Linked DNA regions of Homo sapiens: region 2 is linked to region 1. A link is an interaction called in ENCODE POLR2A ChIA-PET data of the cell type or tissue named here. Cell type or tissue: PC-3. All regions are shown on one strand.

Region 1 (5,000 bases):
ATACAATCTTAGTGACAAAATTAATGGAAAAGCAGCCATAGCATTGATGAAATTTAACTCCATCTGGCATATTGATTACACATGCCGGTTACTGCCTCTGTAGCTCATGGTTCCCTCCTGGTGACACTAGGAGTGTGATACAGGTTGTGGAATGAGCGAATTCCTGGGCCCATGCTAGTCTCCTGAACCAAGCTCTCTACGGGGTGGTACCCAGGAAACAAACAAACACCTTTGGTGATCATTCCGAGGTGTCTTTACAATTGGAAAACTCCTTATATGAGGTGGCACATTCCAAAATAAACTTGCAGTGAGTGTAATCAATTGTCGGAGACATTCTTGACTTATCCATTTTGTGTCCAGTGCAAAGAGTGTCGGGGATATTTATGTCTGATTCTAGGGAATGACTCAATGGAAAATGTGACCTTCTGCTTTCAACCTAAGTTTAGCTTCATGGCTTGGTAGTCTCAACCATATCACAATTTTGTCTTTAAAACTTTCTATAGTTGTTAAGACCAGGATTATGACTAAAGTTAACTCTGATGATCTGTTTTAGCTTAACTTTATTTCTAATCCCTCTTAGTAATATTAACTTCAAGTTCCTTAGCAAAATCCAAAGAAACACACAAAGAGCAATCAGGCTAAAATAAACCTTCTGGGCCAGGGGCGGTGGCTAACGCCTGTAATCCCAGCAATTTGGGAGGCCTGGCAGGTGGATCATTTGAGGTCAGGAGTTGGAGATTAGCCTGGGTAACATGGCAAAACCTCATCTCTACAAAAAAATAAAAAATTATCTGGGCATGGTGGTGCATGCCTGTAGTGCCAACTACTTGGTGGGGCTGAGGCAGGAGGATCACTTGAGCCTGGGAGGTCGAGGCTGCAGTGAGCCATGTTAGTGCCATCCGGCGTGACAAAGTGAGACCCTGTCTCAAACCAAAACAAAACAACTAAAAAAACCCTTCTGCTTTATTAGCATTTTTTAAAGAAATAAAATTCTGCACCCCTACCCTTAGTAGCATAAGGTTTATGAGGGGGGAAATGAATGATATATCAGTTTTGTTCTTACACAACTCTTCTTATATATGTTAGTGGTATCTATTCAAAGGGAAATATTACTTTCATGTTTAATATCATCTCTTATAAATTATTATTATTGTTATTATTTTTTTGAGACAGAGTCTCACTCTGTTGCCCAGGCTGGAGTGCAGTGGCGTGATCTCGGCTCACTGCAACCTCCGCCTGCCTGGTTCAAGCAATTCTCCTGCCTCAGCCTCCAGAGTAGCTGGGATTATAGGCACCACCACCACACCTGGCTAAGTTTTTGTATTTTTAGTGGAGATGGGGTTTCACCATGTTGGCCAGGCTGATCTTGAACTCCTGAGTTCAGGTGATCCACCTGCCTCGGACTCCCGAAGTGTTGGGATTACAGGCATGAGCCACCACGCCCTGCCTACCTCTTGTAAATTAAATTGGCTTAGAGTTGCTAAAGTATTTAGAGAGACTCTATTAGAACACAGATTTTCTTAAATATTTGTGTATGCATCTGTCTTCCCAACTGGACTCTCAGTTATTTAAGGGCGCATGTCTTATTTGTCTTCCGGGAGCCATGCCTAACATGACTGTTGCTCCTTAATATACATGCTCTGAGGGCTTGATATTTGTGTGGAGGAAGGCACATCGTGAAAAATTCCAGCTGATCGAGCTGCACATCAGCTACCTTTGATTTAAAAGTCTATTTCTTCTACTTAAAGATGAGGTGAACACCTTGATTCTTTATCTGTTCTTCAGCTTAAAAAATCCAGATGACAGAGGTTGATTGTGAATCTTGTATAAAACCTGCATTTCCGCGCGCACAGTAACACCCCTTTATCACTTTGCGTACGTCAACTTGGATGCTTGAATGCTGCCTGATGAGCTCTGATTTTGAACTCTCCTGCTTTCCCTTCGCCCTTCCCCGCCCCCTGCCCTTTCCTTCTTCTTCTTCTTCTTTTTTTTTTTTTTTTGGAGACGGAGTCTCGCTCTGTCGCCCAGGCTGGAGTGCAGTGGCCCTATCTCAGCACACTGCAAGCTCCGCCTCCCGGGTTCAAGCGATTCTCCCGCCTCAGCCTCCTGGGTAGCTGGGATTACAGGCACCCGCCATCATGCTCGGCTAATTTTTGTATTTTTGTAGAGACGAGGTTTCACCATGTTGGCCAGGCTGGTCTGGAACTCCCGACTTCAAGTGATCCACCCGCCTTGGCCTCCCAGAGTGCTGGAATTACAGGCGTGAGCCACCGTGCCAGGCCCCACTTTCCTTCTTGAGAGTATTCACTTTCTGGGTCCCAAAAGTTTGACTTTCCATTCAATTTGGATGGACTCATAGCCTTGGAGCTGCGTTGTTCGTGCCATTATTTGGAGTAAGGGAAGAAATGACTGGGTCTCCTTCACAATCTCTGTCCAATGAAGATTGCTATGCTGTAAAAGAGCAAACAATAAAGAACCAGAAGCACAAAATGATGACTCTTAAAGTCATCCCGCTAGGAAAAAACAATCAAACAAAAACCTAACGAAACTCAGTTTTGGAGTGGTGATGTGAACACAGCCTGCTGCAGATGCCTTTGTCAAGAACAGAGGTGGGTACTCGACTTCTTAGTGAGTTTACCAAGTGAGTCAATAAAATGTCTTCAAAAGCCAAGTTAAACACTCTTTGTTTAACTTTCGTAAATCTTCTGGCTCAGCCTTTGCACAGCGACCGTCAGGAAATCCCTCTCACAAACAAAACTTTAGTAGTGCCCCTTTATCTGCAGGGGGTACATTCTGAAACCCCCACTGGATGCCTGAAACCGCTGATAGCACTGGACCAGATTGCTGTCAGTCAGAACACATCCTTCTTATTATTTTTTAAATTAAAAACAATATGGGCCAGGGGCGGTGGCTCACGCCTGTAATCCCAGCACTTTGGGAGGCCAAGGTGGGCACATCATCTGAGGTCAGGAGTTCAAGACCAACCTGAATAACATGGTGAAACCCTGTCTCTACTAAAAATACCAAAAATTAGCCAGGCGTGGTGGCAGGCACCTGGAATCCCATCTACTTAGGAGGCTGAGGCAGGAGAATCGCTTGAACTGGGAGGCAGAGGTTGCAGTCAGCCAAGATCGCACCACTACACTCCAGCCTGGGTGACAGAGTGAGACTCCATCTCAAAAAAAAATTTTTTTTTAATATATATGTATTTCAGATGGGGAGTCTCAGTATGTTACTCAGGCTGGTCTCAAAATCCTGGGCTTGGGCTATCCTCCTGCCTTGGCCTCCCAAAGTGCTGGGATTAAAGGCATGATCCACCACACCTGGGCTGTAACACATTTTTGTTCAGGTCTTCCACCCACAAATTTAATGCCTTTTGCATCTTAACTAAGCACTTATCACACACTGTGGCCACAACCTTTGCAGTTTGAGATGTGACAGCAAAACTGGCATGAATTTCTTCTTCCTTCTTCACAATTTTACCAATGGAAGGTTTGCTCTTACTGTAGATCTTAGCAAGTCTGGCATAAGATTTTTTTTCCTTTTCTTATGAAGCTGAGAACTTTTACCATTTCACTTAAAGGGGGCACATTATGGCTTCTCTTATGCTGTCCATAGCCAAATGGACAACATCACTCCTCTTGTGCTTTGGGGTCATTATTAGGTAAAATAAGCACCGTGACACCGAGACAGTTGGTCGGATCACCAACTAGACAAAGGGGAGATTCACATCCCAGGCAAGATGGAGCAGGGTAGTGAGAGATTTCATCACATTGCTCAGAATGGCAGGCAATTTACAACTTAGGGATTGTTTATTTCTGGAACTTTACATGGAGTATTTTTGGGCTGTGGTTGATTTCAGGTAACTGAAAACTCGGAAGGCAAAACAGCAGATAAGGGGGGAGTACTGTACCTCTGTTGTCTTTTTATTATTTATTTATGTATTTATTTTTTAGAGACACAGTCTTGCTCTGTTGCCCAGGCTGGAGTGCAATGGTGTGATCATGGATCACTGGATCCTGGAATTCCTGACCTCAAGTGATCTTCCTGCCTTAACCTCCCAAAGTTATGGGATTACAGGCGTGAACCACTGCACTCAGCCCCTGTTTTCTTGATGACATTTCACTTCAGGTTAAGTTGAAGGAATTACAGTTTTCTCCCCTACAGCATTTATTTTTCCTTTGTCTTCCTTTATTCTGTTTATTTATTGAGGTTTAATTAACTATAGTAAAATTCATATATTTTAAGTTCAGGGCTCCTCAGGCTGCGTGCAATTCAGGGGTCCCATTCAGCCTATTGACTTTTTTTTTTAATAAGTTTTCTGGTAATATAGCCATTTCTATTCATTTACGTATTGCGTATGGCTGCTTTGCTTGCTGTTGCAAGTGCAAGCTGGAGTAATTGCAACAGTCTTGGCCCTCAATCTCGAAAATATTTATTATCTAGACCTTTACATAAGGTCTCTAGACTTTGCTGAAGTTCTATGAATTTTGACCAATTCAAACAGTCATGGAGTTACTACCATAATGGAGACATAAAAAATTTCCATTGTCCTTAAAAAATTGAGGGAGCCACAATTTGAGATAAGAAATGATTTTAGAAAAGTAACATTTTGCTCAATGTTAACACTGACTTTAGGTTTTTGACATTTGCAATCATTACGTATACGCGGCAGATTGTACGTTTGGCGTTCACATTTTCTGCAGAGGTTTCCCACTACTCTGCTCGACAGAACCCCGATTCCCTGCTGGGGAATTCATTCTCTCCCATTTTTGTACCTGACATGTGAATTAGCTGGATCCCAGCCAAAGCCTCTTCCATCCCTGCTGGTCCCGTTCATGCATCCAGAGACCGACACCTGCCGCAAAGGCAAGGAGAAAGGAAGGCCTTATTCGTTCCTGGGTGCTGCCAGAAAAGACTCCTGTCTGTTGGCCCAGAGGCAGAAAGCAGCCGGAATGGCTTGCACTCATCGGGGGCCTACGAGGGAGACCCCACCTGGA
Region 2 (5,000 bases), 380 kb before region 1:
TTTCTTCGTTCTCGTTTACAACATCGCCTGAGCTAAACAGCAAACTTCTGGTCCAGCCTCTGCATTTCGGCATGTGATTAATATACCTGGAAATGTGACAATCTGGTGAGCGGTCCAAGAGATGGCGACCAGCATCTGATGACTCCTCCATCTAAAGCAAGCTGGTTCAACCCGCGGTCCAGGATGGCTTTGAATGTGGCCCAACACAAATCTGTAAACTCTCTCAAAACATTAAGAGTTGTTTTCTTTTTCTTCTTCTTTTTTTTTTTTTTTTTTTTTTTTTTTAGCTCATCAAGCTATTGTTAGTGTTAGCGTATTTTATGTGTGGCCCAAGACAATTCTTCTTTCAATGTGGCCCAGGGAAACCAAAAGACTGGACATTCCTGATCTAAAGAGAGGCTCCCCCGTGCTCAGGTGGTTAGCCCCACTCTGAGTCAGCTCCTGCAGCCACAATGCTTGGAACCATGTGGGTGAATGGCCGGTAAGAGGGCTGAGCTACACTGGGGGCCTCTGTGCCCTCCCTCCCATGCATAGGCCAGTTTGGTTCAATAGCCCTCATTCTTCTGGGCCCAGCCAGTCAGTTTCCTTTTGAAATACTTAGAGATTTACAGGAAGCTGCAAAGGTAACACAGAGAGGTCCTGTGTCTCCTTCACCCAGGTTCTCCTGAGGGTTACATTTCGCGTAGCCGTAGCGTTGTATCGACGCTGGCAAGCTGACACTGGTGCAATTTGCCTGTAGAGTGCTGTCATTTTATCACATGGGTAGATGTGTATCGCTGCAACTGAGACCCAGAAGTGTTCCGTCGCCACTAAGATCTCCCTCAGCTACTGTATCGGCACACAACCTCCTCACATGCTCCCTCAACTCCCACAGCACTGACGGGTCCCAGGTTTCTAGCATTTTAGCATTATGAGAACGTTACATCAATGAAAGCACAGAGCATGCAACCTTCTGAGACTGGCTTTTGTCACTCGGCAAAATGCCCTTGAGATCTCTCCTGGCTGTCGTGCATCAATAGTTCATTCCTTTCTGCGGCCGAGTTTCACTCCACCACGAGGCTCTGAGCTAAGGCTTCCTGCCGACGGTGACCAAGGGCGCCCCCACGAGGTGTTACTGGGGAAAAGCTAGTGGGGCAAGGCAATGTCTCCTATCGCCCCATTAAACACCAAACCTGCCACAGCCACAGAAAGGCGCTCCTCACAGCTCTTCCCAGCTGCGTTTCACCTGGAAGAGCGAGCTTCTTTCTCTTCATTTTGAACGTTCTTTAACACACTGATTGACACCAAAAAGAGAGCAAGTAACGCCTAGATATGTCTGACCTGCCGACGGGAATTGGGTCTACCTCATGGCCAGCCAGATCACAGGTGAGAAGCTCACGCAATTCAGAACAATGTGGTTTGTGGTCTTCCTGGGTCAGCTGGGTAGGAAACCCTTCCATAGGGCCTGGGGACACTTTGGGAAAGATTATTTTCTGCTGAAATACTTTACAGATGAATTCTTAAGACACAAGTGTTAGAGGAACCTTATTGATGTTTACCTCGGGCATATTTTTCTCTGAAAAACAGAAGCCAGAGCTTTCTGCATTAGACATCCCTGCCTCACCCCCCGGGGTCTGCGTGTCTAGGGCTGTGAACCTGTCATAGCATCCTTCCTGCCTACAAAGGTAGGTTTTGGCACTTAAGCCAAACGTGACGGAACTCCATTAGGAAGGCTATTCTCACTAGCCACCTGCTTTGATTTGCAGTCTAGAGCACAGAGTAGCAAGTGTCTGGCATGGAGATGACACACAGATCACAGGCTGTAGGTGGAGTTGCCAGGGAAAGATGGAATGGGTACAGGGTTTCCCTTTGGGGTGAAGAACACTTTCTGGAGGACCTAGTACACGTGCTACCTGCATTGGGAGCCTTTTGTCTCTCGTATGCTCAGCACCTTCATCAACAGTGTCAATTAAAGCAACACCAGTAACAAATTTCACCGGCAACCCTGAGAGGTGTGTTTGGTGTGGGTCCCAAGCTGTGCAGGAGTGGCTCTCCCTCTCCAGGGCAGCAGAGCAGAAACAGCGTCCTCCCTGAGTCTCCCTCACTCTCTGAGCTGCCTGTATGAGGAGTCCCTGCTGAAGTACTGCATGGAATATAACAGACGTGGGTGCCTATGCATCTAACACAATCGTGCCTCGACGGGACCTTCGGTTCATGGTCTTGTTTCCTGCAGGGCCCATGTCCCCTGCCTGGAGCCCTCCCCAGGCGCCGATGGCTGTTCTGCCTTGGATGGTTGTTGCAGTTAGCCCTCCCATTCAGAACATCATTTAAGCACCCCAAGCTGCATGACAAGAAAGACACTCAGATCTCCTCCTGGACAATGCCCCAGGGACAGCTGATAGAATAGTTAACTTTCGTCCCACATATTTAGGGATTCCTTCAAGACGGATCAGACATTTGCCCTTAAGGGAAGTGGCACCTACCCACTTCTGTCCACTTTAAGCCAGTCTAAAGACTTCCAATAGTCTATTAGCTCTGCGGGTGGCCATCTGTCTTTGTTTTAAGAGGCCACGTCTAACATCAGGACTGAGTTACACAGAGGAGGGAGGTGGGAAAGAAAATGAAGAATCATTTTGGAAGACCGAGGTGGGCAGATCACTTGAGGTCAGGAGTTTGAGACCAGCCTGGCCAACATGGCGAAACCCCGTTTCTACTAAAAATACAAAAATTAGCTGGGCTTGGTGGTGCATGCCTGTAATCCCAGCTACTCGGGAGGCTGAGGCAGGAGAATCGCTTGAGCATGGGAGGCGGAGGCTGCAATGAGCTGAGATCGCACCACTGCACTCCAACCTGGGTGACAGAGTAAAACTCTGTCTCCAAACAAACAAACAAAAAAACCCAAAACGACCCACGAAGAATCAGGTGGGAATCTGGAAAATCGGAATCTCTACAGACTCCAGAGCCCTGGGTAACGCATGTGGCCTGGCCTGGCTCCAGTGCACAAAGGGATGTAGTTGGCTCCAGAGCAGCGGCCACACATCTGTGTAGGAAGGTGCTAACACCACAGGCCCGAGGCTGATCTCCCTACAGAGGCTTGCTTGCAAGGCCGGCCCTTGGCTAGCGACTGAGATTTTAGATTTCCGGAGAGTTCCCACCCTCCCCTAACAGACGCAAGCGGCTCACTCTGCTAACACTTGTTTGTGCAAACAGTGTGTTTATGCTGTGCCCCTGCTTTCCTTCTGGGGGTCTGCAGTTTTGGCTTGTACTAGGCACTGGGTGCTTACACGGCCAACCCCCAATAAAAACTCTGGGCACTGAGACTCTATGGAGCTTCCCTGGTATAAAACACTTCACAGGCATAGTTACAACTTATTCCTGGAAGAATTCAGCATGGCCTGTGAGAGTCCACTGGGAGAGGAGCCTTCGAAGCTCTGGATTTGGCCGTGTGCACCGTTTCCCTTTGCTAATGTTGCACTAAATTCTTGTGCTGTTAGAAATCTTAGCTGTGAGTATGTTGAGTCCTGGGGGTCCTCGCAGCAAACCACCAATCCTGGGAGTGGTTTCAGGGAGCCCCCAAAACAGCATCCCTTTAGAACAGCAAGAGAAAGGAGCCCGCACTGCTTCTGTGGCTGGCTCACTGCTGTGTTTCAGAGCTCTGAGCAGGTGGGTGCCGAGGTCATCTCTATCTTGCAAACCTTAAGAGCAATCAATGCTTGCCACAAAATGGGTCTCCTTCTGACCAATGAGGCCTCCTGGGCTCCATACTCGGCGCATTCAGTTACTTTAAGGGGCATCTCAGGATCTCATTCTGTCACCTAGGCTGGAATACAGTGGTGCAATCACAGCTCACTGCAACCTTGATTTCCTGGCTCAAGCAATCCTCCTGCCTCAGCTTCCTGGGTAGCTAAAACTAGAGGTGTGTACCACAACACCCGACTAATGTTTTATATTTTTTGTAGAAACGGGGTCTTGCTTTGTTGTCCAGGCTGGTCTAGAACCCCTGGGCTCAAGTGACCCTCCTGTCTCAGCCTTCCGAAGTGCTGGAATTACAGGCATCAGCCACAGTGCCCAGCCTAATTTTGGATTATTATTATTAGTAGTTTTTGAGACACGGTCTGGCTCTGTCGCCCAGGATGGAGTGCAGTAGCGCAATCTTGGCTCACCGCAAACTCCATCTCCTGGGCTCAAGCCATCCTCCTACCTCAACCTCCCAAGTGGCTGGGACTACAGGTGTGGACCACCACGCCTGGCTAGTTATCGTATTTTTTGTAGTGATGGGTTTTGCCATGTTGCCCAGGCTGGTCTTGAACTCCTGACCTCATGCAATCCACCTGCTTCGGCTTCCCAAAGTGCTGGGATTACAGGCGTAAGCCACTGGGCTCGACCTGAATTATTATTTTTGAATTACAAAAAAACAAACAACAACAACAACAACAAAAAACTCACCTGAATGAAAAGGAAACTGCTGTTTGGCTTCTCCTGTGTGGGCATCCCAAATTATTGTTGTCTGTGTTCCGCAAACAAAGGAAAAAGTTAGTAACTATTCTGGCAAAGTTTTCTCTGGAAACATTTATCATACAAGAAAAGACAGCCCTTCTCCTTATAAACCGGCACTGTCCAATAGAGATAGAGAGTGAGCCTTATGGGCTAGTTTCAATTTTCTGGGATCCACATTAAGAAGAAAGAAACTGGTAAAATTCATTAGCAATCTATTATATTTAACTCCAACATGCCCCCAAATATTACCATTTCAACATGTAATCAGTATCAAAACCTTACTGGGATATTTGCCTTCTTTTTCTCCCATACCACATCATTAAAGTACAGCATGTTTTAAACTCAGCAATCTGGACGGCCACATTTGATGAACCTATCAGCCACATATGCTGGCATCTCCCTTAACTCATTTATGCCTGAGGTTGCAACTTTTTGAATTTCTGCAATCAGACCTTGGCGATGACCCTGAGCAGCAGGATATAAATAACTCCCACATGCTCAGCATTCCGATAATGGAAACTAGG

Evidence for each region. ChIA-PET counts read pairs that join two places held together with the same protein. Peaks named below come from ENCODE experiments on the same cell type or tissue, not always from the same donor. Only the 100,000 strongest peaks of a DNase experiment are listed, where the experiment ranks them.
Region 2: POLR2A ChIA-PET joins it to region 1 with 5 read pairs; 3 of 35 experiments call an interaction of 5 or more read pairs at or near these places.

Annotation. Positions count from the first base shown.
Region 1 is chrX:9,318,777-9,323,776 of GRCh38, reverse strand. No RefSeq gene overlaps it. Among named protein-coding and RNA genes, the nearest start is that of TBL1X, 140 kb to the left of the region's middle. In PC-3, no CTCF peak of the experiment used is centred here; a DNase peak (open chromatin) is centred at 2,526; H3K4me3 peaks cover 394 bases; H3K27ac peaks cover 1,512 bases.
Region 2 is chrX:9,696,855-9,701,854 of GRCh38, reverse strand. TBL1X (transducin beta like 1 X-linked) reads right to left here. Exons shown (of 18, transcript NM_005647.4): 12 at 4,426-4,486. Among named protein-coding and RNA genes, the nearest start is that of GPR143, 66 kb to the left of the region's middle. In PC-3, no CTCF peak of the experiment used is centred here; no DNase peak of the experiment used is centred here.